Regions from separate parts of the Homo sapiens genome. Here regions 2 and 3 are each linked to region 1. A link is a loop called in an ENCODE intact Hi-C map of the cell type or tissue named here. Cell type or tissue: GM12878. All regions are shown on one strand.

Evidence for each region. A loop is a pair of places that touch in the nucleus more often than their neighbours do. Peaks named below come from ENCODE experiments on the same cell type or tissue, not always from the same donor. Only the 100,000 strongest peaks of a DNase experiment are listed, where the experiment ranks them.
Region 2: it touches region 1 in a loop (3-fold over the local background); 21 of 110 quality-filtered maps call a loop at or near these places.
Region 3: a loop joins it to region 1, with 6 times the contacts of the local background. A loop is called at or near these places in 21 of 110 quality-filtered maps.

Annotation. Positions count from the first base shown.
Region 1 is chr9:38,084,668-38,092,667 of GRCh38, reverse strand. No RefSeq gene overlaps it. Among named protein-coding and RNA genes, the nearest start is that of SHB, 19 kb to the right of the region's middle. RefSeq lists enhancers at 2,994-3,063, 4,406-4,455 and a silencer at 4,402-4,696. In GM12878, a CTCF peak has its summit at 4,517 (motif pointing left); a DNase peak (open chromatin) is centred at 1,226; H3K27ac peaks cover 3,419 bases.
Region 2 is chr9:38,259,080-38,267,079 of GRCh38, reverse strand. No RefSeq gene overlaps it. Among named protein-coding and RNA genes, the nearest start is that of ALDH1B1, 130 kb to the left of the region's middle. In GM12878, a CTCF peak has its summit at 3,323; no DNase peak of the experiment used is centred here.
Region 3 is chr9:38,396,579-38,404,578 of GRCh38, reverse strand. It overlaps ALDH1B1 (aldehyde dehydrogenase 1 family member B1), which reads right to left. Exons shown (of 2, transcript NM_000692.5): 2 at 5,918-8,000. The coding sequence ends at 7,277. Among named protein-coding and RNA genes, the nearest start is that of ALDH1B1, 7.9 kb to the right of the region's middle. In GM12878, a CTCF peak has its summit at 3,752 (motif pointing right); no DNase peak of the experiment used is centred here.

The DNA.
Region 1 (8,000 bases):
ACTGACAGAGGAATGAAGACAATGCATATCCATATTATGGAATATTATTCACCCTTAAAGAGGAATGAAATTCTGATACATGCTTCACATGGATGAACCTTGAGTACATTACAGTAAGAAATAAGCCAGTCACAAAAATACATATACTGCATGATTCCACTTATATGAGGTATCTAAAATCATCAAATTCATAGAAACACAAAGTAGAGCGGTAGTTACCAGGGGCTGGAGGGAGGAGGTGAGAGTAGTTATTGTTTAACGGGTATAGGTTTCAGTTTTGCAAGACAAAAGCCTTCTGGAGTGCTGCTTCACAACAATGTGAGTATATTTAACATGACTGAACTGTACACATAAAAATGTTAAAACAGCCGGGCACGGTTTCTCACGCCTATAATCCCAGCACTTTGGGAGGCCAAGGCAGGTGGATTGCTTGAGTCCAGGTGTTTGAGACCAGCCTGGCCAATATGGCAAAACCCTGTCTCTACCAAAAATACAAGAATTTAGCTGGGCGTGGTGGCACAGGCCTCTGGTCCCAGCTACTCAGGAGGCTGAGGTGGATGACTGCTTGAGCCTGGGAGGCAGAGGTCACAAAGAGCTGAGGTCACCACTGCCCTCCAGCCTGAGTGACAGAGAGATCCCTTCTCAAAAAAAAAAAATGAAAAGAAACATGGTAAGATGGTCAATTTTATGTTATGTGGGGTTTTTTAAACCACAACTTTATAAATAAAAAGAATAGGTTGAAGACATAAGCAGGCCATTGTCTGTTTCCATGGGCTTAAATGCATTTCTATAATAACCCTGGCAGTGATCTGATTAGCAGGCAGCCTGTGGTCACCCTCTGTTGATCCCATTGTTTCCTTCAATGTGACACCTACAGCAGGAGCCAGACAGAGGTCCACTAGACATGGAGTGGCCATGGCCCAAGAACAGGGAGGGCCCTGACACCAAGCTGACTTCCTGTGGATGCCCTGTAACTCCTAAGTGAGCACCCCCAAGGAAAGACAGCGTTGGCCTCAGAGCTCAGCAGGTCTGAGCCTTTTAAGAGAAGAGGGGTTGGAGTCCGCTCCGGGAAGTGGAGGGCTGAGAGACAGAAAGCTAGGAAGAGTTACAGTCAGGCTCCTGCAGAGTCATAGATCAGTTGGGGCCCAAGGATTAATTTCCAAAGCAGAAAGAGGAACCAGAGATGAGCCGTTCCTGCTGCTGGGCTGCCTCTCATGTTCAGGTCACTCAGCTTGTCTTCTTGGTTTCACTCTGATTCCGCCAGCCTCTGATGTCCTATTACTTACCTTGGCTCCTACCTCTTGTATCTCCCTGATCTTACTACCATTTGCCACCTCTGCTCGTGAATTTTTTCATTTATTCTCCCACTCATTCTTCTGTTCATTCATTCATCCATTTGATCTATTACAGAGTTTAAGAGCACAGACTCTGCAGCCACACTGCCTGAGTTCAAGTCCCAGCTCTGCCCTTGACCTTAAGCAAGTTACTTCTCTGTGCCTCCATTTCTCCATCCCTAAAATGGAAATTAAAATGACGCTTACCTCAAAGTGTTACTAGAACATTAAAGGACTTAAATCCATGCCTGGCACATAGTCAGCACTCAAAGCATGTTAGCTTTGATCACTCACTCATTCAGTCAGCAAACATTCACAAAGTATGCACGTCAGGCACGGGTGAAACTATATTGGGGGCAATGAAGAAAAAGAATCTAGATACAGTCCTTGCCCTTGATTTGCTCCCAATCTAGTGTGGGAAACAGACTTACATGCAACTAAATGTAAACCAAAATAGGAAAATAAGCAAAACACAGTGGGCAAGAGGGCAGAGAGAAAGGAAGAAATGATTTGTTGGGGGAACGTCTTCTCAAAAACATGGCCTGTAAGCTGGACCTATAAGTCAGTGTAAGATTCAAGAAACTAAGATATAAAAAGCTGGAGGGAGCCTCTTCCTGGTGGAAGTTGAGCCTGGAAATGTGTACATACTCGGGAAATGAGAAGTGCTATGCCCCTGGGTTAGGGTTGCCAGAGAAAATGCAGGATGCCAAGTTTGAATTTCAAATAAATTTTCAGTACAAATATGTCCCAAATATACAAAAAAAAAAAAAACACTGCTTACCTAAAACTCAAATATAATATAACCGTGCATCCTATGTTTTTATTTGCTAATTCTGGCAGCCCTATCCTGGGGTGAGAATAAACCTGCTTTGAAACCTGCGACCTAGGTCGCAGTTCAGGGTTCCCCCCCCCGCCAACCCCATTTCTGGTTTGCTACCTTCATGAGTCATTTGGCATTCTTGACTCTGGGCTTCACGGGGACCTTTATGAACTGTCAGCAAATCACTTGGTGTCACTTTGTTATTAACGGTCACCGTCCCCATCCCCCAGGCAGAGATGAATGGAAAAATCTCAAATTTGTTCATCCTGTTGAAGGTCACTGTGTCTTCCGTTTTTATGTTGGCGTCTTTATTTCTGAGATCTTATCTCCTTTTTTTCCCCCTTTGAGATTCATTAACATCATGATGGGAAGGAATTCATTACCTTCATGGCTGTTGGGAAGAGAGGCAGGCAGGGGGGATCCAGCAGAATGGAGTGTCTGAAGCCTACAGCACTGGCTGTGAGGTGCAATGAGATAACCAGGTCTTCAGGGTGGGCCCAGAGCTGCTACAGGCTGGTGGCATTTTGTGCCAACTCTTGGGGCGTGTCTAGCTTCCACCCAGGCTGGGCCTTCCAGAGGTTATCAGCAGTGAGAGAAGCAGCTGCTAAACCTTCACCTACAGAAGAGTAGGCTGGGCAATCTGCAACCAAGTCAGAGGCTGAGGACATGAAAGGCAGTCCTCAGGACCCTCCCCTCATCCATAAAACATGCCATGCAGAGTCATTTCACCCCCCAGCATCCATTCACTGTTCCAGAAAGGTACACCTATTCATCTTTCTCAAAAATGTTTATGGAGAGGAATTATCAGCAAGAGAAAACAAATTCTCAGGCAAGATACTGCCCTTTGTGGGATATCTATTTCTGTAGAACCCTGACAATGGGGATGATGTCTGGTTTGACTGCGGTATGCCTGAGAGCACTGGGGAGAGACAAGCTTTAGGAAAATCCCTGGGGCTGGGGGGATTCTGCTACCCTGATGCCTGCCTATATGATGGCTTAGTTGAAAGACAGATGTTGAAATGAAGTTTCTGAGATTAAAGGAAAGTGAAAGGGGGTGTTCTTTACTTGTTGATACACTCAAAGCTTGCACAGGCTCTCAGGCCAGAAGACATGAGACAAAAACTAATAATGGTAAGAAATGACCCCCCACTTCAACTCAGCTGCCTCAAGCAGGAGGATTTTTCCCATCAGGTGCCACAGACAGAGGACAGAGGACCTACGAGCTTCTCAAGAGCCTCGAAAAATGTTTCATGCACTACAAAAATTCTCATTGACTCCAAGTTACAAAATGAAAATTCCACAGTCAAAATGTAATGAAATGCCCTGAAATTCTGTGTTACATCAACTCTATACATCGTTATACTTAGTATCTGTAAATTTTTTTATATTTGAAAAGAATTAGCAGATTCTTTCACTTCAAGGAATTCCTAACTATGCACAATGATTTCTAAGAAACCACAGCCATTGAAAATAAAATTAGCAAAATAATCCTCAAAGTAAAATTATTAAAATGCCCCCAAAAACTATTTTAGAGAAAATGAATTGCATTTCCAGTGGGATGTGGGGGCATTTTGGTGTGTGCTATGTCATGGGTCAGTGCATCTAGAAATTATACTGCTCAGCTTCTACAAAGGTCTGAACAATCCTGGTCCCAAAGGACCAGGGCCTCCTCAAAAGTTGTAAAGAAAGCAGGTGTACACAGGCAGAAGTGAGAAAGACATGGTCTTTGCAGCCAACTAACTGTTTTGTTCATGTCACTCAGAGACCATTGAAACTGAAAGGAACCCTGGTCATCATGGTGCCCAGTGCAAGGGTGGGGCTGGTCTCTCAGTCTCCAGACATCAAACTTATTTGGTAAGATGAGACACCTGAGGCTCAGAGAGGGAGAGGTCATCACCTAAGGACACACAGTACGAGCTTTCATCAGGGGCCATAGACACAGGATTGAGGAACTACAAGGTTAGAGATCAGACTCCAGACCCCTGCCTCCCAGACTCAGTCCTTGCCACTGTACTATGCCTGGGCTTCCTGCTTCCTTCTCCAGGACACTGAGTCATCCCCCATCCTTAGCAGAATATGTGGGTCACTGGACATTCACTTGCTGGTTTAATTTTGGAGATTCTAGCTCCTATTCTTAGATGTTTATCAATGTTTGCCATCCGTCTGTTCATCCTTGGGCTTTCCTAACCTTGGTCCAGGCACGCTGCTTCCTAGGCCTTCTGGTTGGAGGCCCACTTTATCCTGTGCAAATCACCTAGGCCAAGATTCCCCTTCCAGCCAGGGCTCAACTAGCGGACCAGCCAGCTGGCTGACCCCACAGCCACAGCAATATTTTGGCACCTGGACCATGCCCTCTCTCGCCCCCTTGTGGCCACTCGGAGAGGTGCACCACCTGGGACTCAGGGTCCACCCCATGTGTGCCAAGTGCATTTGAGCCAGCTTGATTATTATTTCTCAAAAGGCTTCCTTATTCCTGGATGACCGTTACTTGGGCAGCACTAACTCTTCTCCACTCCTGCTCTCCCATTTAATTGTCCATGGCAGCCTCAGACTCCCCGTTTGATTCATCAGTCCATCAACTCCCAAGGATTCTTGAGCACCAGTCAAAGGCGATCAATCTGTGGATGAGGATGCAGTCCATGGCGGGAAGTTACAGCCAATAAAGGGCAGCTGAAGCACTCATCAAAAATTTAATAATTTGTGGTTCAAATTAGACTGTGCCAAGAACTTCAAGAATTAAGAAATGGGGTAATGTAGCTGTGGAGGTCCCAGCGAGAAAATAATCAAATTGGTCTTTGGGAGACAGGAAGTCTTTTGAAAACAGAAGGAAAGGAAGAAGAGAATTCTGGAAGAAAACAAAACCCATGAGAAGCAATAACTAACAGCCTGAGCAACATGGGGAAACCCTGTCTACACCAAAGATACAAAAAATTAGCCGGGCGTCGTGGCATACACCTGTGGTCCCAGCTACTTTGGGGGCTGAGGCAAGAGGATCACTTCAGCCTGGGGAAGTCAAAGCTGCAGTGAGGCAAGATCATACCACTGCACTGCAGCCTGGGCAATAAAGTGAGACCCTGTCTCAAAAAATAAAATAAATTAAAAATAAGTAATAACTAAGGTAGAATTATGGTTTAAATAGTATTTCCAAGGAAAAAGATAAAATGGAGATGAACTTTTTTTTTTTTTTTTTTTTTTGAGATGGAGTCTCGCTCCTGTCATGCAGGCTGGAGTGCAGTGGTGCAATTTTGGCTCACTGCAACCTCCACCTCCCAGGTTCAAGCGATTTTCCTGCCTCAGCCTCCCGAGCAGCTGGGATTGCAGGTGTACACCACCACGCCCAGCTCATTTTTGTATTTTCAGTAGAGATGGGCTGGCCAGACTGGTCTCGAACTCCTGACCCCAGGTGATCTGCCCCCACCTTGGCCTCCCAAAGTGCTGGGATTACAAGCATGAGCCACCGCACCTGGCTGAACTCTTTCTTATTATCTTCTCTAGGTGCTCAGATTCCTTTGTTAGTTCTTTTTGCAAAGCACACACCACACTCTGACTCTGCAATGTTTACATGCTCTCCCTTCTGCTATTCATTAAGACCCTCTTGGCTGCAAGTAACAGAAATCTAACTGAAATTAGCTACAGTGAAAAAGAAATGTATGGATGGATATAACTGAGAAGGACATGGAGAACACTGCATAAAGTAAGCCTTCAAATCCAGGGCTGGCACAATATAATCAGTGTGCTCTCTTTTTCAGCTCTGTCTTTTGCTCTGCTTTTCACTGTTTGGGGGCCTCATTCTCTCCTCCCACAGCTGGGCTTCCTCTAAGTGTCAGGGATAATGGCTTCCAAGGCAACCAGTTTCACATCCTTCCAGCTGTGACCCTAAGAAATAGTAAGAAAATGTCTTCTCCACTTGTCTCCAAGGAAAGCCTTTCCTTGACCAGCACCCCACTTCTCTTCTCTCCCCTGGATCACAGGAGCTAGAAGCCTGGGAACTACATGTTCCAGAATCCCTGTCTTCAGAGTCCTGCATCGAAAAACACCCATGAGAAGCACTTGCCAAGATCTAGAAGGTAGAAAGAAGGCAGAAGCCAGATTTTTGCCCCTCTGGCAATGTCAAACTTTGGGCTTAGGCAGACATGGCATTTTCCAGCAGCTTCTAGGTACTTTCCTGAAAATCTCAGGCCTTGGGATTGGAGGCAACTGAGATCATCCCTAGTAGTTTTCCGAGTTCCTTCAAATTCCCTATCTGTGAAAGCTAGTGACAAAACCAGTGGCCTTCCTTGACCTTGGCTTGTCCAGACTGTCTTTTGAGTTTTGTTTGTCCAGATTTTCCAAGCACCTGATTGCCTTCATTAAATCCCTTTCCACATGGAAGGCCTAGAGTGGTTTCTGTTTGTGACTATACCCCAGGTGATTTATGCATGCACCTTGTGTGGGAGTATGGGGAATGAGGGAAGTCAGGGAGAAAATCCTAGGAGCCAAATCAAGAGCAAATAGTCGAAGAAATGTTCAGGTAGGGGACGAGGTAAGACCATGAAGGGTGCTGAGTGCCAGACAGACTCGATGTGCTGGGGAAAAAGGAAGCCAGGTGAATATGATGACAAGGGCCACATTTTAGGACAACCCATGGTGGCATGTATGGGACAGATAAGGATGAGGGCAACAGAAAGGAGGCAGTAGCAATAGAAGTGCCCTAGAATGGGGAAATGGGAAAGTACAGAAAAGGGTGTATTTGACAGGTGTGTTGGAAGAAAAAGCAGGATATTTTGGTATATTGTAATTAAGGACTTAATAGTGGCTGCCATTTATGAAGTTATGATTATGCATCAGGTGACGTGCTAGGTTCTTTACTTATATTTGTTATAATCCTGCAAGGCCAAAACCATCTATATTTACAAAGAGGAAAACCAGGTTCTAGGAATATTCTTTGATAGGCTCAAGGTCAATCGGCCAGGGACATGAGCCAGAACTTGAGCTCTCCTCTGCTGCCCTTCACAGCGTACATTCATCCCACCAAACTGGGCTGCTTTTTTTCCCACTCCGGGCCTTTTAACAACAAACAGCCACGCTCCATCCTCACCTGGTAAGAGGCAGTGGCAGATAATCAGAAGAGTAGAGCCTCTGTCCCCCTGACATGAAGCTCTTAAGAGGGAATGACCAGTCAAATCCAAATTGACAGATATTCTGTAAAACAACTGGCCTGATCTCCTTAAAAAACGTCAATGTTATAAAAGACCAAAAACAAAAAAGACTGAAATACTCTTTGAGATGAAAAGAGACTCAAGAGACTTGACAAGTAAATGCAGTAAGTGATCCTGGATTGAATCCTAAATAAAAAAAAAAATACTATAAGAAACATTTTGTAAACAATTGGGAAAATAAGCCAGATACCCGTTAAATGGTAATGTATTGATGTGAAATTTCCCAAGTGTAATCATTGTATTATGGTTCTGTGGGAAAATGCCCTTGTTCCTTGGAGATAAACTGAAATATTTAGAAGTAAATCAACACAATGTTCCCAAGTAATTCTCAGATGGATTAGCAAAATTAGTTAGGTAGCTGGGTAAGGTAGACAGAGAGAATGCAGATGTGGCAGAATGCTAACCATTAAAGGGTCCAGGGGGGTTACCATACAATCTTTCCATAGTCTGAAATTTTTCAAAATAAAAATGAGGGAAAAAACCTTAAATGTATCCATTGCCCCACCCCTGCAAGGGAGAGAAAGGAAAAAAGAGGAAGGCCTTTAAGTTGAACATGCCTGAGTTTGCAACAAAGCGTCTGCCACTTCCTAGCCGTGGGACCTCTGAGCCCTCAGCTGGAGAAGTGCGCAGTAATGCCAACCCACTGTG
Region 2 (8,000 bases), 170 kb before region 1:
TACTGAATTCATTTATCAGTTCTAACAGTTTTTTTGGTGGAGTCCTTAGGTTTTTCTAAATATAAGATCCTGTTGTCTGAGAGCAAGGCTAATCTGACTTCTTCCTTTCCAATTGGGATGCCCTTTATTTCTTTCTCTTGCCTACTTGCTCTGGCCAGGACTTCCAGTATTACGTTGAATAAAAGTGGTAAAAAATAGGCATCTTTGTCTTGTTCCAGATCTCAGAGGAAAGGCCTTCAATTTTTCCCTGTTCAGAACAATGTTGGCTATGGATTTGTTATATATGACCTTTATTATTTTGAGGTATATTCCTTCCATTCCCAGTTTGATGAAGGTCTTTATCATAAATGGATGTTGAATTTTATCAAATGCCTTTCTGGCATCTATTGAAATAGTCATATGTTTTTCATTCTTAGTTCTTGGTTCTGTGAATGTCATGTATTATGTTTATTGATTTGTGTATGTTGAACCATCCTTGCATACCGGGGATAAATCCCACTTGATCATGGTTAATGATCTCTTTAGTGTGTTGTAGAATTTGGTTTGCTAGTATTTTATTGGGAATTTTTGCATCTTGGTTCATCAGAAATATTGGCCTACAGTTTTCTTTTCTTGCTGTATCCTTGTCTGGTTTTGATATCAGGGTAATGCTGGCCTCATAGATAGAATGAGTTTGGAAGTATTCCTCCTCTATTTTTTTGAAGAGTTTGAGTAGAATTGGCATTAATTCTTCGGCTTTGTTTATTTTTGTTTTTTAAGAGACAGTCTCACTCTGTCACCCAGGCTGGAGTGCAGTAGTGTAATCTTACCTCACTGAAGCCTTGAACTCCTGGGCTCAAGTGATCCTCCCATCTCAACCTCCTAAGTACCTAGAACTACAGGCATGCACCACCGTACCCAGCTAATTTAAAAAATTTATTGTAGAGAATCTGAATGATCTTTCCATCACTGAGAGTGGGGTGTTAAAGTCCCCTACTATTATTGTATTGCAATCTATCTCTTGCTTTAGATTGCTTTTCATATTTGGGATCTCTGGTGTTGAGTGCCTACATATTTAAAATTGTTACATCTGCTTGAGAAACTGACCCCTTTATCATTATATAGTGACTTTCTTTGTCTCTTTTTACAATCTTTGACTGACTTGTAGTCTATTTATCTAACTATAGCTATAGCTACTTCTGCTTTTTTTTTTTTTTTTTTGGTTCCAGTTGTACGGACTCTTTTTTTACCCCTTCATTTTCAGTCTATCTTTACAGGTGGGTTTCTTGTAGGCAGCATATAGTTGGATCTCATTTCTATCCATTCAGCCACTCTCTTCCTTTTAATTGGAGAATTGAGTTCCTTTATATTTAGTACTATTATTGACAACTAAGGACTCACTACTGTCATTCTGTTGCTTGTTTTCTGATTGTTTTGTAACTCTTCTCTTCCTTTCTTCATTTCTTACTGCCTTACTTTGTGGTTCAGTGATCTTCTCTGGCAGTATGTTTTAATTTGTTTTTGTTGGTTTTTTTGGAGACAGAGTCTTGCTCTGTCTCCTAGGCTGGAGTACAGTGGTGCAATCTCAACTCATTGCAACCCCTGCCTCCCAGGTCCAAGTGATTCTCCTGCCTCAGCCTCCCAAGTACCTGGGATTACAGGCACCTGCCACCACATCTGGCTAATTTTTGTATTTTTAGTACAGACAGGGTTTTGCCATGTTGGCCAGGCTGGTCTTGAACTCCTGAGCTCAGGTGATCCACCCACCTCGGCCTCCCAAAGTGCTGGGATCACAAGTGTGAGCCACCACGCTCAGCCTAATTTGTCATTTTTTATTTTTAGTGAACTCACTATAGGGTTTGCATTGTGATTACCATGCGGTTTACAAAAAAAAAACTTATAGATGTAACATTATTTTAAAGAGAAGATATCTTATTTTAGATCACATAGAATAGAAACAAAGAAAAAATGAAAATAAAAGTTTACATTGTAACTCCATCGCCTCCACATTTTGACTGTTAGTTGTTTCAATTTACATATTTTTATATTACCTGTCTCTTAACAGGTTGTTGTAGCTATTATTGTTTTTGACAGATTTATATTTTGGGTTTCATACTAGAGTTATAAGTGCATTTCATACCACAATTACAATATTAGAGTATTCTGCATTTGTGCATGTACTTAATTTTACCAGTGTGTTTTATACCTTCAAATATTTTAAATTTTGTTTTGTTTTTGCATATTAGTGTTTTTTTCTTTCAGATTGAATAACTCCCTTTAGCATTTCTTTCTTTCTTTTTTTTCCTTACAGTAGATATTATCCGAAAACCTTTAGCATTTCTTGTAAGATGAACCTGGTGGTGGTGAATTCTCTCAGCTTTTGTTTGTCTGGAAAAGTCTATCTCTCCTTCATTTTTGAAGAATAACTTTGCTTGATACAGTATTTTTTGATGGTAGTTTTTTCCTTTCAGCACTTTAAAAATGTCATGTCACTCCCTCCTGACCTATATGGTTTCCATTGAGAAGTCTCTTGCCAGAAAGACTTTATGTTTTACTTGCTTCTTTTCTCTTGCTATTTTTAGGATCTTCTCTTTGTCCTTGACATTTGAGAGTTTGATTATGATATGCCTTGGAGTAACCTTGTTTGAATCAAATCTGTCTGGTGTTCTCCGGCCTTCCTGTACCTGGATGTTTATATCTTTCTCAAGTTTTGGAAAGTTTTCTGTTATTATTTCTTTAAATAAGCTTTCCACCTCTTGCTCTTTCTCAGCTCCATCTTGAACATCAATAACGCTTAGATTTGGTCTTTTGAGGTAATTTTCTATATCTTGTTTGCTTTTCATTATTTTTTTCTCCTCTGACTGTGTATTTTCAAATAGCCTGGTTTCAAGCTCACTGATTCTTTCCTCTGCTTGATCTATTTTGCTGTTGGGAGCCTCTAATGAATTTTTCAATTCAGCAAATGTATTTCTCAGTTTTAAGATTTCTGTTTGATTATTTTGTTATTTCAATCTCTTTGTTGAATCTCTCTAATAAACTTCTAAATTGCTTTCCCGCATTACCTTGAAGATCCCTGAGTGTCCTTAAAACTGCTATTTTGAATTGTTGCTCAGAGAGCTCACACATCATTGTCTTGCTGGGGTCCATTACTGATTCCTTGCTTTGTCCATTTGGAGAGTTCATGGTTCTCTGTCTGCTGTTGGTTCTTGTGGATGTGTGTCTATGTCTTTGCATTGAGGGATTCGTTATTCATTTTAATCTCCATATAGCTTGTTTTGCTTTTATTGGATATATTTGCTTAGAGGTTCTTTATTGCTAAATCACTGTCTTCTTTTTGGCTCTAGATGGCATCTTAAGCCCACATTTGCTTTGGCTGTAGTAAATGATTGGAGCACTGCCCTTCCTAAATGGGGTTTCTCAGCAGTGTGGGAAGCCTGGCTAGGGGTTTGTGCCCAGGGGACCTGTGGAATGGACCTCCTACAGCATAGTGCAAATGAACCACCACTCTGATTTAATGTCTCCTTTGGCAAAGTTACAAAGCAGAATTTCCAGAGATGAGGATGCTTGTCTCACCTCCCCACTTTCTGTCTGCCTGTCCTCAGGGATAGTTCTCTCTTTGGTCACTTAGTGATGCTTCCCATGGTTTAGGCAGAGGTCTACTGCCAGGGAAACCAAGGTGGTGGGGAAGCTGGTTGTCCACCTCGATCTCACTTTTTCTACTGTAGACATTGTGTGTTGGGGGAAATTTTTTCATGCTCTTGGTGCTGGGAAGAATGGGAGAAGGGGTTCACAATTGTGAAGCTCAATTTTTCTTACTGTCTGCTTAGAGATTTTTCAATTCTCTGTGGCCCCAGGAACTGTTTCATCTTCATTCTTGAGTTCTGGGATATTACTGGTGATAATCTTGGCACTGTATATTTATTTTTGGTTTCCTACGTAGGGGGAAGTGAAGCCAGCTTGCTTCTACGCTGCCATTTTGGAACCAGAAGCCCAGCCTACTCTCTTATTGTTAGCCAGACTATGTGCATTAGGAAAGGTGAAGCCTCCTCCCTCTGCTTGCTTGCTCTTTCTTTTTCCTTTTTTTTTTTTGTTTGTTTGTTTGTTTGTTTGTTTTTGTTTTGACAGAGTCTCACTCTGTCACCCAGGCTGGAATGCAGTGATGCAATCTTGGCTCACTGCAATTTCTGCCTCCTGGGTTCAAGTGATTTTTGTGCCTCAGCCTCTCGAGTAGCTAGGAATTACAGGTGTGCCATCACACCCAGATAATATTTGTATTTTTAGTAGGGACAGGGCTTCACCATGTTGGCCAGGCTGGTCTCAAACTCCTGACCTCAAGTGATACACCTGCCTTGGCCTCCCAAAGTGCTGGGATTACAGGCATGAGCCACTGTGCCCATCCTGCCACCTGTTTCTTTTGCTGCAATTCTGAGTTAGGAATGGAAGCCCTGATGAGGGTGAGGGTGACAGTGGCCACCTTCTCTGAGCCCTCCCTTCTGCTGATCACTTTTCTCTAAAGATCTCATCACCCTGACCTAATTCAGTCTCTGCCATTTCTGTATACCAAGGTAAAGATGGGCATTGACTGAAAGACAAGGAAGCAAGGGAAAATTCTACATTTTGTAACCAGAGAGCATGGGAGCAGGTGCCCAATTCCAGCTCCACCATGGACTTTCTGTGTAAGCCTGAGTAAATCCTTTCCCTGTCTGGGCCTGGTTTTCCCTGGCCCTTTATTAAGTAAACAAGACCTTTTCATCCAGCAAAGCCACTTCTAGGTCTTTGTCTGAGAAATATGCTCTTATATGTGCCCAGCAGACAAATAAGGCTTGCAGCCTTGCTAGCAACCATAAATAATGTCAATCTAAAATGTCAATCAATAGAAGAATATGTGAGTAAATTAGAGTACACACATAGACTATGTCAGTCAGGGTCTGATAAGGTTTGGCTGTGTCCTCACCTAAATCTCATCTTGAACTCCCATGTGTTGTGGGAGGGACCCAGTGGGAGGTAATTGAATTATGGGGGCAGATTTTCCCGTTCTGTTCTCAGGATGGTGAGTAAATCTCATGAGATCTGATGGTTATTATAAGGGGGAGTTTTCCTGCACAAGCTCTCTTTTTGCTTGCTGCCATCCACGTAAGACATGACTTGCTCCTCCTTGCCTTCCACCTTGATTGTGAGGCTTCCCCAGCCACATGGAACTGTAAGTCCAATTAAACCCCTTTCTTTTGTAAATTGCCCAGTCTTGGGTATGTCTTTATCAGCAACGTGAAAATGGACTAATACAGGGTCCAGTTAAGAAATACCATTAGGCCAGGCGTGGTGGCTCATGCCTGTAATCCCAGCATTTTGGGAGGCTGAGGCAGGTGGATCACCTGAGGTCAGGAGTTTGAGGCCAGCCTGGATGACATGGTGAAACCCCAGCTCTACTAAAAATACAAAAAATCGGCCTGGCGTGGTGGCTCACGCCTGTAATCCCAGCACTTTGGGAGGCCGAGGTGGGCGGATCACGAGGTCAGGAGATCGAGATCATCTTGGCTAACACAGTGAAACCCTGTCTCTACTAAAAATACAAAAGATTAGCCGGGCATCATGGTGGGCGCCTGTAGTCCCAGCTACTCGGGAGGCTGAGGCAGGAGAATGGCAAGAACCTGGAAGGTGGAGCTTGCAGTGAGCCAAGATTGTGCCACTGCACTCCAGCCTGGGCAACAGAGCAAGACTCCATCTCTAAATAAATAAATAAATAAATAAATAAATAAATAAATAAATAATAAATAAATAAAAATAAAAATGCAAAACATCAGCCAGGCATGGTGGCAGGTACCTGTAATCCCAGCTACTCTGAAGGCTGAGGCAGGAGAATTACTTGAACCTGGGAGGCAGAGGTTGCAATGAGCAGAGATCACACCACTACACTCCAGCCTGAGCAACAGGAGTGAAACTTCATCTAAAAGAAAGAAAGAAAAAGAAAGAAAGAAAGAAAGAAAGAAAGAAAGAAAGAAAGAAAGAAAGAAAGAAAGAAAGAAAGAAAGAAAGAAGGAAGGAAGGAAGGAAGGAAAGAAAGAAAGAAAGAAAGAAAGAAAGAAAGAAAGAAAGAAAGAGAAAGAAAGACAATTAGCACCAGTTATCTTCCTCACAACATTCTGTTACAAAAATATTCAAACATACAGGAAAATTTTTAAAGTTATAAAGCAAACACCCATATACCCACCAAAATTAACATTTGGTCATATTTGCTTTATCATCTATCAATTGATCCATCTGTCTATCCATCTTATTTTTAAATGCATTTTAAAATAAGATACTAAAAAATATGTTTTGCCCAGAAACACTTCAACATGTATATCATTAACTAGAGTTCCATATGTATTTACAGATTTTTTAAAGTAAATTTTTATATAATCAAATGCACAAATCTTAAGTCTTACTATTCAAAGAGTTTTGCCAAGTTCATCCACTGATGTAATTCAAACCCTTCATCAAGAGATAGAAAATATTCTTCACGCCAGGAAGTCCACTCATGCTTTTTCCCATCCAATTCCCACTGCTCCCGCCTCCACCTGCAAACACTTTTCTGTTTTTTTCTTTTTTTTTTTCCTACCAGAGCTTAATTGTATCTGTTCTAGGACATCATGTGAATTGAGACATACCATAAAAGGCCTCTTTCAGTCAGCCCAGTGTTTTTAAGATTCATACATGTGGATGTGCATATCACTAATTTTTGTCTTCTTTGCACAGAGTCGTATCCTGTTGTGTGGATATACCACAGTTTGTCCACTCTTCTGTTGATGGACACCTGGGATATTTCTAGCTTTTATCCATTGTGAACAAAGCTGCTATGGACTTTTGGTTTTTTAACAATTCTTTTTGTGGTCATATGTTTTTATTTGTCTTGGGTAAATACCTCCCCTCCAGAGGATGCAGCGTTCGAGGCGCTGGATTTTATTAATGTTTAGATTTATAAGAAGGATAAAGCACCACCTACCTTCATGTCCTCTCCCATCCTTTGCCTCAGTGTAGATGTAAGCCAGCTGGTGCCATCTCCCTCCCTTCGTGAATTCTGTGTGGAGTCCTCTTCCTGGTTCATCCTTGTTATTGTGCCTTGCTCAGGACCACTCCAGGCCACTAGGTATGCTTCAGTACTTGTAACTCTTATAGGGCTGGGAATCTTTATCCCTTTCTTTTCAGGAGTCCTGCTTCCTTGCAAATGCTCCTATCTCTCCCTCAGAAACCTCCAACCTCCCCACATCAGTTGATGGACATTGGCCTCTATCTAGGCTGATTCGAAGCTCTAAGTGAGCTCTAATGTTCTACAAGCAGGTCTGATTACCCATCGTCACCAGCCTGAGTTCTTTCTGGGCCCATTCAGAGTGGCTAGGGAAGGAGCTGTGAAGCAAGGAGCAGACAGTTGGATTCCTATGACCTGGTCCAAAGATGCAGATTCAGAGCCAACTCCCTGGCCCACCAGACTTTAGCACCTCTTATCTCCCTTGGATGTCTACACTCAGGCCTCATTGCCCACCTGTGGAGGGGCCACCATCTGCAGATGGGCGATGGGGCCTGAGTGGGAACATGAGCGCTCTCCAGCCTCAGTGAAGCTCAGCCTTCACCCAACTGTGTATCATACATAGCACCCCGGTTAAGAATGAGGACAATGGACACAGACACCCTGGTTCCAGACCTGACTCTGGCCGTCTTCACGTGTCTCCTGTTGCTTCTGTTGTGATAAATTTCAAATATAATGCAAACTAGAGAGAGAGGAGCTGCTGCTGGCTCTGCTGAGTTCCTTCTCACCTTACACAACCTGAGCTTTATGACCTAGAGCAAGGTACTTCCCTCTGAGCCTCAGGTTTCTGTCTGTAAAGAGCCATACAAATGGCAGATAGTGGGGTGTTACAATTGACCTATGAGCTTGGGCAGGCCAGGTGAGCCCAGGTAAATGGAAGCCCCTACTACCATTTCATGTGGCCCCTCCCTCTTGAATTCATGCCCAGTCATTATCTCCATCACCCTCTTAATCCTCA
Region 3 (8,000 bases), 310 kb before region 1:
GCTGCCTCAGTACAAGACTAAATGAAGGGTGCCCAGAGACCTCTTCAGAGGCTAAGAGAGCATGTGCTGCCACAGCTGTTAGCGCAAAAGGTTAGCTCAAAGGGTGAGATTGCTTAAATGAGAAGTTCAGAGGAACTGTCCTGGAGGGGGTGGCCCTTAAGTAGGGCTCCAAGAAAAAGGAACAGTGTGAGCACGGCTGGATGGGAGGCAGCAAATGACCCACGAGAGCATTAAACTCAAAAAACATCCTTGTGAGAAGCAGTCTCCTGTTGGCATATCTCCACGGACGTGCCATGGGCGGCAGAGCTGGGGCGAACTGCCAGCAAAACCGAGGGTCTTCCACAGTGTTGAACTGTCCTGTCACAGACTATACTTCCCGTCTCCTCTTGCACCTAGGCTGGGTCATGTAGCTAGTGAAATGTGAGTAGAGGCGATGTGTTCCATGCAGAGCCCAGGGCTCTCAAAAAGTCACTGTGCCTTTTCTGCACTTTCTTCCCCATTTACCAGCTGACACGGAGATCTCTGAGGCCCCAGACAGGGGTTTTCACTTGGATCCCTGGACCCCTTGGGATTCTATAGGTAGATTCACAGATTCTGTGAACTCCTTGAAAGTGTGCAAACTGTGTGCATGTGCGTGTACATCCTTTTCATGGTGAAAAGGTCTATTGCTTTGATTAGCTTTTCAAAGGAACGCAAAACATAAAAATGGTTAAGAACAGGCCAGGTGCGGTGGCTCATGCCTGTAATCCCAGCACTTTGGGAGGCCGAGGCCGGCAGATCACCTGAGGTCAGGAGTTCGAGACCAGCCTGGCCAACATGGTGAAACTGTGTCTCTACTAAAAATACAAAAATTAGTCGGGCATGGTGGTAGGCACCTGTAATCCCAGCTACTCGGGAGACTGAGGCAGGGGGAATTGCTTGAACCCAGGAAGCAGAGGTTGCAGTGAACCGAGATCGCGCCACTGTACTCCAGCCTGGGCAACAGAGCAAAGGCTCCGTCTCAAAAAAAAAAAAAAAAAAAAGGTTAAGAACCGTTGTACATGGTGGAACCACAAGACGAAAGGAACCGGTGTCCCTGAATCTCCATGTGGAAGGAAAATACCAATTTGCCAGGTACCTGCATTAGACTGTTACATAAGCAAAACTAAATAGTCGTCGTATTGAACCCTCAAATTTGGGGGGTTATTTGTTGTGGCGGCTAACATTATGCCAGTACACATGGGAAGAACGCTTGGCTGGGAGCAACTTGTCCAAGTTGCTCTGTCCACATTTCTGGCTAAGTGAGGTGGGATGCACCAGAGGCTCTCAAAGGGCCTCATACCAGGACTTCTTGCTTTCCCTTGAGGGTCTTCCTAACTCCAGGACTAATGTACAGATCATTGGCGCTTGGGAGGATTAAGTGACACTCTCAACCCAGGTTTTCTGGCTTCTGTGCCCAACTCCACCACCTGCTCTTACCAAGGTCTACAGGGAGTCCTGGTGGCTGCAGCCAGGGACATTGCTCAGTGCTCCTCCTACTTGACCTCTTGGGAGCCTCAGGCTTTGCTGGGGGCTCCCTCCCCCGGAAAGTACCCCGCCTTCCTTGGCTTCTTGCCTCATCTCTCCTGGGTCTTCCTCCTGCTCCTCCTCATTCTCTGTTCACTCCTTGTTGGCATTCTTAAGGTCAAATGATTTTGCTCCCCTTACAAACTGTTCTCAACATAGCGGCCCCAGTGATCCTTTTAAAACAAGTCATATCATGTTGCCGCTGTGCCCAAAAGCCTCTGGTGGCTCCTTCCTCAGAGTAAAGGCCCCCGTCAGTCCATCCACACGGTGACCTCCAAACACCAGCCCTCTGCCCCCCTCAGGCTGTGACTTCTCTGTCCTATTTCCCCACCTGGCTTGCTCCATGCCAGCCACCTGGCCTTCTCCTGTGTTCCTGGAGCCTCCAGGCATGCTCCAGTCTCTTGGTGAGACGACCTCTGAGCACCTTACTGAAAATTACAATGTCTACTCCATCCCACCCACTTCCCTATTCCCTTCCCAGCACTGTTGTTCTCTATAATACCCTTCACCTCCTGACAGACTAACGATTTCACCTGTTTTGCATATGGTCTGCCTCTTCTATCAGAAAGGATGTTCAGGATTTTATTTTTTTTTTAGTTTCCTGCTGTATCCTCTGCCCCTAGAATAGTTCCTAGCACATAGACAACATTCCATAAAATGTGTTAAACAAAGGAATACATAAGTAAGAGTCCCACCGTGTCCCTAAACGTGCAACCTCCAGGGTGGTTGCAGTGGCTGGCACTACCCCCCACGTGGTTACTGCAGCCAGAAACATGAGGTTACCCAACTTTCTCTCCTCTCTTGTGCCAAGTTGTCCATCTGTCATCATGCCCTGAAGCCTGCCTTCTGGCTGTCCAGACTCTGCCCCCACCCCACACCCTGGTGTGCCAGCATCACTTTGGGCGCAAGCAACAATGTCCTGAGAGGTGCTGACTCCAGGTCAACTCCCTCAATCTATCCTCCACATTGAAGCAGAGCCAGCTTCAGAAACCGAATGTGATCCTATCACTTTCCTTTAAAAGCCCTCGGGGGCAGCCAGACATGGTGGCTCACACCTGTAATCTCAGCACTTTGGGTGGCTGAGGCAGGAGGATTGCTTGAGGCCAGGAGTTCAAGACCAGCCTGGGCTACACAGCGAGATGTCCCCCATCTCTACAAAATGTTAAAAAAGTTAACCCAGCATGATGGCACACACCTGTAGTCCCAGTTACTTGGGAGGCTCAGGTGGGAGGATCGCTTGAGCCCAGGAGTTTGAAGCTGTAGTGAGCTATGATCAAGCAACTGTGCTCCAGCCTGTGTGGCAGAGGGAGACCCTGTTTAAAAAACAAAAGCAAAACCAAAAAGCACCCTCCCATTGCTAGACCAAGTGTGAGCTTTCTGAAAGGATGCACGAGCCCCTTCACAGTCCAGCCCCTGCCTGCCCCCTGCCCCCATGCTTTTCCTCCCTGCCTCTTTCCTCCTCATGGAAAAACTTGCCCTTCCTCCAACCCTCCATATTTCTCAGACTCCAGGAGCATCCTTCCCTTATCCCTCTGGTCCCCTGCTAGTCATTTAGCAGGACCCCATGCCCACTCCCACTGGGCCTGTGCCTGAACTGAGCTGGGAGCCCTGGGAGGCAGCGGTGTCTGGCAGAATCAGAGGACCTGAGCTTGAGCCTGTCTCCACTCACTGCTGAACACCTCCCAGGCTTGATGTCTATCAAGTGCAGAAGAATAATACTGAGGGCCCTGATGGCAGTTAGAAAGTGAAACCCTGTCTCTACTAAAACTACAAAAATTAGCCGGACGTGGTGGTGTCTGCTTGTAATCCCAGCTACTCAGGAGGCACCCAGGAGGCAGAGGTTGCAGTGAGCCAAGATTGCGCCACTGCACTCCAGCCTGGTAGACAGAGCGAGACTCCATCACGAAATTAAAAAAAAGAAAGAAGCATGAAGGGAGGTGGCCCACCGTGTGTGCTTGATACAGAGGCTTGCTTTCCGCTCATGATCTCACGGCCTCTGTGCTTCTCACTGCACTGTCCACCCGGCTCTGTAATTGTCTCCCCTGCCCAACTGTGAGCTCCTGCAGGGAAGGGACTGTCTTACTCAATTCTCTTTCCCCCAACAATAGGCCTAGAGCAGGACCATCGCCCCCCACCCAACCCCTTTGTTTTTTCTTAAACCAAAGAGTTACTTGTGTGAATTAATGAATCAGGTGGCCACCAGAGGTCAGCCTCACACCCAGAATGGAGCCAACCCAAATGAAAGTTCCTAAATGGCCCCGGGTCTGAGGAGAACCGGTGGGACTGAGCAGCAGCTCTGATGCATCCAGCACAGTGGCTGGCTTGGGTGTGTAGGGCTTGCTGGGCTTTGCCGTGGGTTCTCCAGGCTTGGAGGGTTGGTTCCATGTGCTTGCCAGTATGCGCCGCTCTCTGGTCCCTCGTGCATGCTCATGGGGAACTGATTCCAGAAGAGTTCCCTATTAAACCTCTCCACTTCCTTTCCCTCACCTGAAAAAAGTGGGGTGGTAACTCCATTACTCCACTACCTGCTTTATAGGATGGTTGTGAGGCTTCCATAGCATGGCAAGGTGCCTGGCATAGTGTTTATGGAGTAAGATCTTGGTGAGAGTTTGCTAAGTGGATGGAAGCCCCAGAATTGCAACATCTCCCAAGTGTGAGTCTGGTGGGCAGTGTCTGGCCTGAATGAGGACACCCAGTTAAACCTCCCTGCTCACAAGTCTGTGCATTCAGCACAGTGGTAAAATGAGTGGAGGGGACTGGGCTTGCTGGCTCACGCCTGTAATCCCAGCACTTTGGGAGGCCAAGGTGGGCAGATCATTTGAACTCAGGACTTCAAGACCAGCCTGGGCTATGAGGCAAAACCCTGTCTCTCCAAAAAATACACAAATCAGCCAGGCATCATGACATATGCCTGTAGTCCCAGCTACTCAGGAGGCTGAGGTGTGAGGATTGCTTGAGCCCAAGAGGTGGAGGCTGCAGTGCGCCATGATCGTGCCACTGCACCCACCCTGGACAACAGAATGAGACCCTATCTCAATGAATGAATGAATGAATGAATAAATAAATAAATAAATAAATTTTTAAAAGAATTTAAAAATGGGTGGAGGAGCCGTGATGGCTGAGTTTATTAACAATCTGACCTACAGGCTCCTCACTCTCAGAATTTCAGGGCTCAAAACAAGGGACCATGAAGATTGTCTTTTCCAATCCCATTCCATACTGGAACACTGTCTACAGAGCTCGTCTTTGGTTAAGGAGTATTGAAACTTAAATAAGGAATGGAGTTGTTAAAATATTGTGATGTTGCACATTAATCATTAGAGACACCCAGCCGCCCATTTCCATGTCCCAGTGCGTTTATGAGAAACTTTCGCTGCTGTGCAACAGAGGTGCCAACAGCCTCCCAGAGAAATCCGTAGAAGGTGCACTATGGGGGAGTGTCAGGGTCACCTTAGCTGTAGACAAATGGTGTAGAAAGGAGGTCCTAGGAAGGGAGGTGAGGGAACCAAACAGACTCTGAACCCTCAAGCAGCAGTTTCCAGCCAAACCCAAGTTATGATAATAAACAAAATCATCATGTTGCCTAGGTAAGACAATAGGATGTTTAAGAGTTGACTGGGGCCAGGCATGGTGGCTCATGCCTGTAATTCCAGCACTTTGGGAGGCCGTGGCAGGAGGGTTGCTTGAGACCAGGAGTTTGAGACAAGCCTGGGAAACATGGTGAAACCTCATCTCTACAAAAAATACCAAAAAAAAAAAAAAAATTAGCCAGGCATGGTGGTGAGTGCCTGTAGTCCCAGCTACTTGGGAGGCTCAGGTGGGAGGATTGCTTGAGCCTGGGAAGCAGAGATGAGTGGGGTGTGCATTTACAGGAATGGGGGGACTTGAACGTAAGGTGGCTTGTAAGCAGCATGGTCTAGAAAGATGGACCGAGAGAGGGAGGCTCAGCATTCTGCTTCTGTATTGTGGCCTGGCTGGCTTGGATTTGCCTTCACTCCCATCAGTTGGGGAATGAATGTAGCAAGACTAACAATAAACATTATGAACTCTGAGGTTTGAAACTCTGGAAATCCCCAGCATGTCAAGGTGGCCCCCATGCTAGGCTTGGCTTGAAGGGTGGGTATGGTTTGGAAGGGGTGGGGGGCTGTGGAAACGAGTCCAACAAGATGGGCCCATTCTGAGCAGGAACCAGAGTTTTTCTCTACGGGTCTTACAGTTGCACTTTGTCACCCATCCAAGAGAAAACAAAAACAGAAACATTGGGGAGGGGACTTTTGCACCTGACTGGGGGTTGACTAGACCACCTGGGTCCCTTCCATCCCCCACACTCTATAAAATGTTCAGCAGCAGGACAATATGGAGACAAAATGGATTTGCTCACAGAATGTATACGTTTATTTTTTAACGGAGTTAATTCATGGCCGGGTGTTGTGGCTCCCACCTGTAATCCCAGCACTTTGGGAGGCTGAGGCGGGTGGATCACCTGAGGTCAGGAGTTCAAGATCAGCCTGGCCAAAATGGTGAAACCTCATCTCTACTAAAAATACAAAAATTAGCCAGGTGTGATGGCATGTACCTATAATCCCAGCTACTCAGGAGGCTGAGACAGGAGAATCGCTTGAATCTGGGAGGCGGAGGTTGCAGTGAGACGAGATCACACCACTGCACTCCAGCCTGGGCGACAGAGTGAGACTCCGTGTCAAAAAAAAAAAAAAAAAAGAAAAAAAGAAAGAAATTAATTCATATACCATAATTAAACAATTCCATAGTTTTTAGTATTTTTACCAAATCATGCAACCATTACTATTGTTCAACTCCAGAACATTTTCAAAACCTCCCAAAAACAAATCCCATGCCCACTAACAATTACTCCTCTATCCCCTGGCAACCACTAATCTATGTTCCATCTCCATGGATTTGCCTAGTATGTATATTTCATATAAATGGAATCATACAGTCTGTAGCCTTGTACATCTCTCTGGCTTGTTTCACTGAGAAGGATGTTTTCAGGGTTCACTGATGTCACAGCATGTGTCAGTACTTCATTCCTTTTTATGGCTGAGTAATCCAAGGAATATTCCATGGAAACATTTTATTAATCCACTCATCAGTTGACGGACATTTGGGATGTTTGGGCTTACTTTACAGGTGTAATCATGTAAGCATATTCTTTGCCTACTCCTTCCCACAAATTAAGGAAAATCAGTAGCAAAATGAAGGGCAAGCAACTAAAACAGCCAGCAACTGGCACACAGACAAGGAAAAGCACCTCTGGTTTTTAGGTTAAGCCAATGAAGAGTGGGGCCGAGATTTAGTATCCACCTAGTTCAAAACCCCTAACACTTTCCAAGCTTGTGTTCTGAGTTGAGTCGATCCACTAAACCATCAAGCGCACCCATGGGAAAGTCCTTGGATCAGCAGGAAGAGCTACAAATTACAGATCACTGGTTTTTAATCTGTCCTCCAGAGACTCCTAAGATTTCATGGAAGCAACTCATGGGCCACCAAGGGGGCTGTGGTTGGGGGTTAGATAGGTAGAACTCTGAGCCTGGTCCCCATCTCTGATTTAAATAGAACAGCCTTGATTGAATTGCTTTATTTGTGGGGTTTCTTCTAAGAGTTAATTTGGAACAAAGAAAGGGTGTTCTTGGCTTTAAAACAGCTTGGCAAGCATTCGTCAAGGTGGTTGTGGAATTGCTGGACTGTGACTGGGCCTCCCTGACAGCTGCTCTTACGAGTTCTTCTGAGGAACCTTGATGGTGACCGTCTTTACCTCTGTGTAGGCCTTAAGCCCATCCTCACCCAGCTCCCTCCCGTTTCCAGATTCCTTAAACCCTCCAAATGGCGTGTGGCAGGTGACGATGTTGTAGGTGTTTACCCACACGGTCCCGGCCTGGAGTGCCTGGGTGAAGTACATGGCCTTGTCCAGATCCCGGGTGAACACAGCCGCAGCCAGGCCATACCTGGTGTTGTTGGCCCTCTCAACCACCTCCTCAATCTTCTTGAACTTGAACAGGGGCTGCACAGGCCCAAAGATCTCCTCTTTGGCAATTCTCATGTCATCCTGCACGCCACCAAAGACAGTAGGCTTGATGAAGAAACCACGCTCCCCGAAACGCTCTCCGCCACAGAGGAGTTTTGCGCCCTCCTTCTGGCCAAGCTGGATGTAGCCTAGGACTCGTTCAAACTGCTCCTTGTCCACCTGAGGCCCCTGCTGGGTGTCCAGCTCAAAGGGGTTCCCCACTTTCCTCTGCTTTGCTTTCTCCACGGTTCTCTCGAGAAACTCATTGTAGATGGATTCTTCCACGAAGGTCCGGGAGCCAGCACAGCAGCACTGGCCCATGTTGAAGAACAGGGCTTCGTGGCACTGCTCCACGGCATGCTCCATGTCAGCATCGGCCAGCACGATGCTGGGGCTCTTACCACCCAGCTCCAGGGTGACTCTCTTGAGGTTG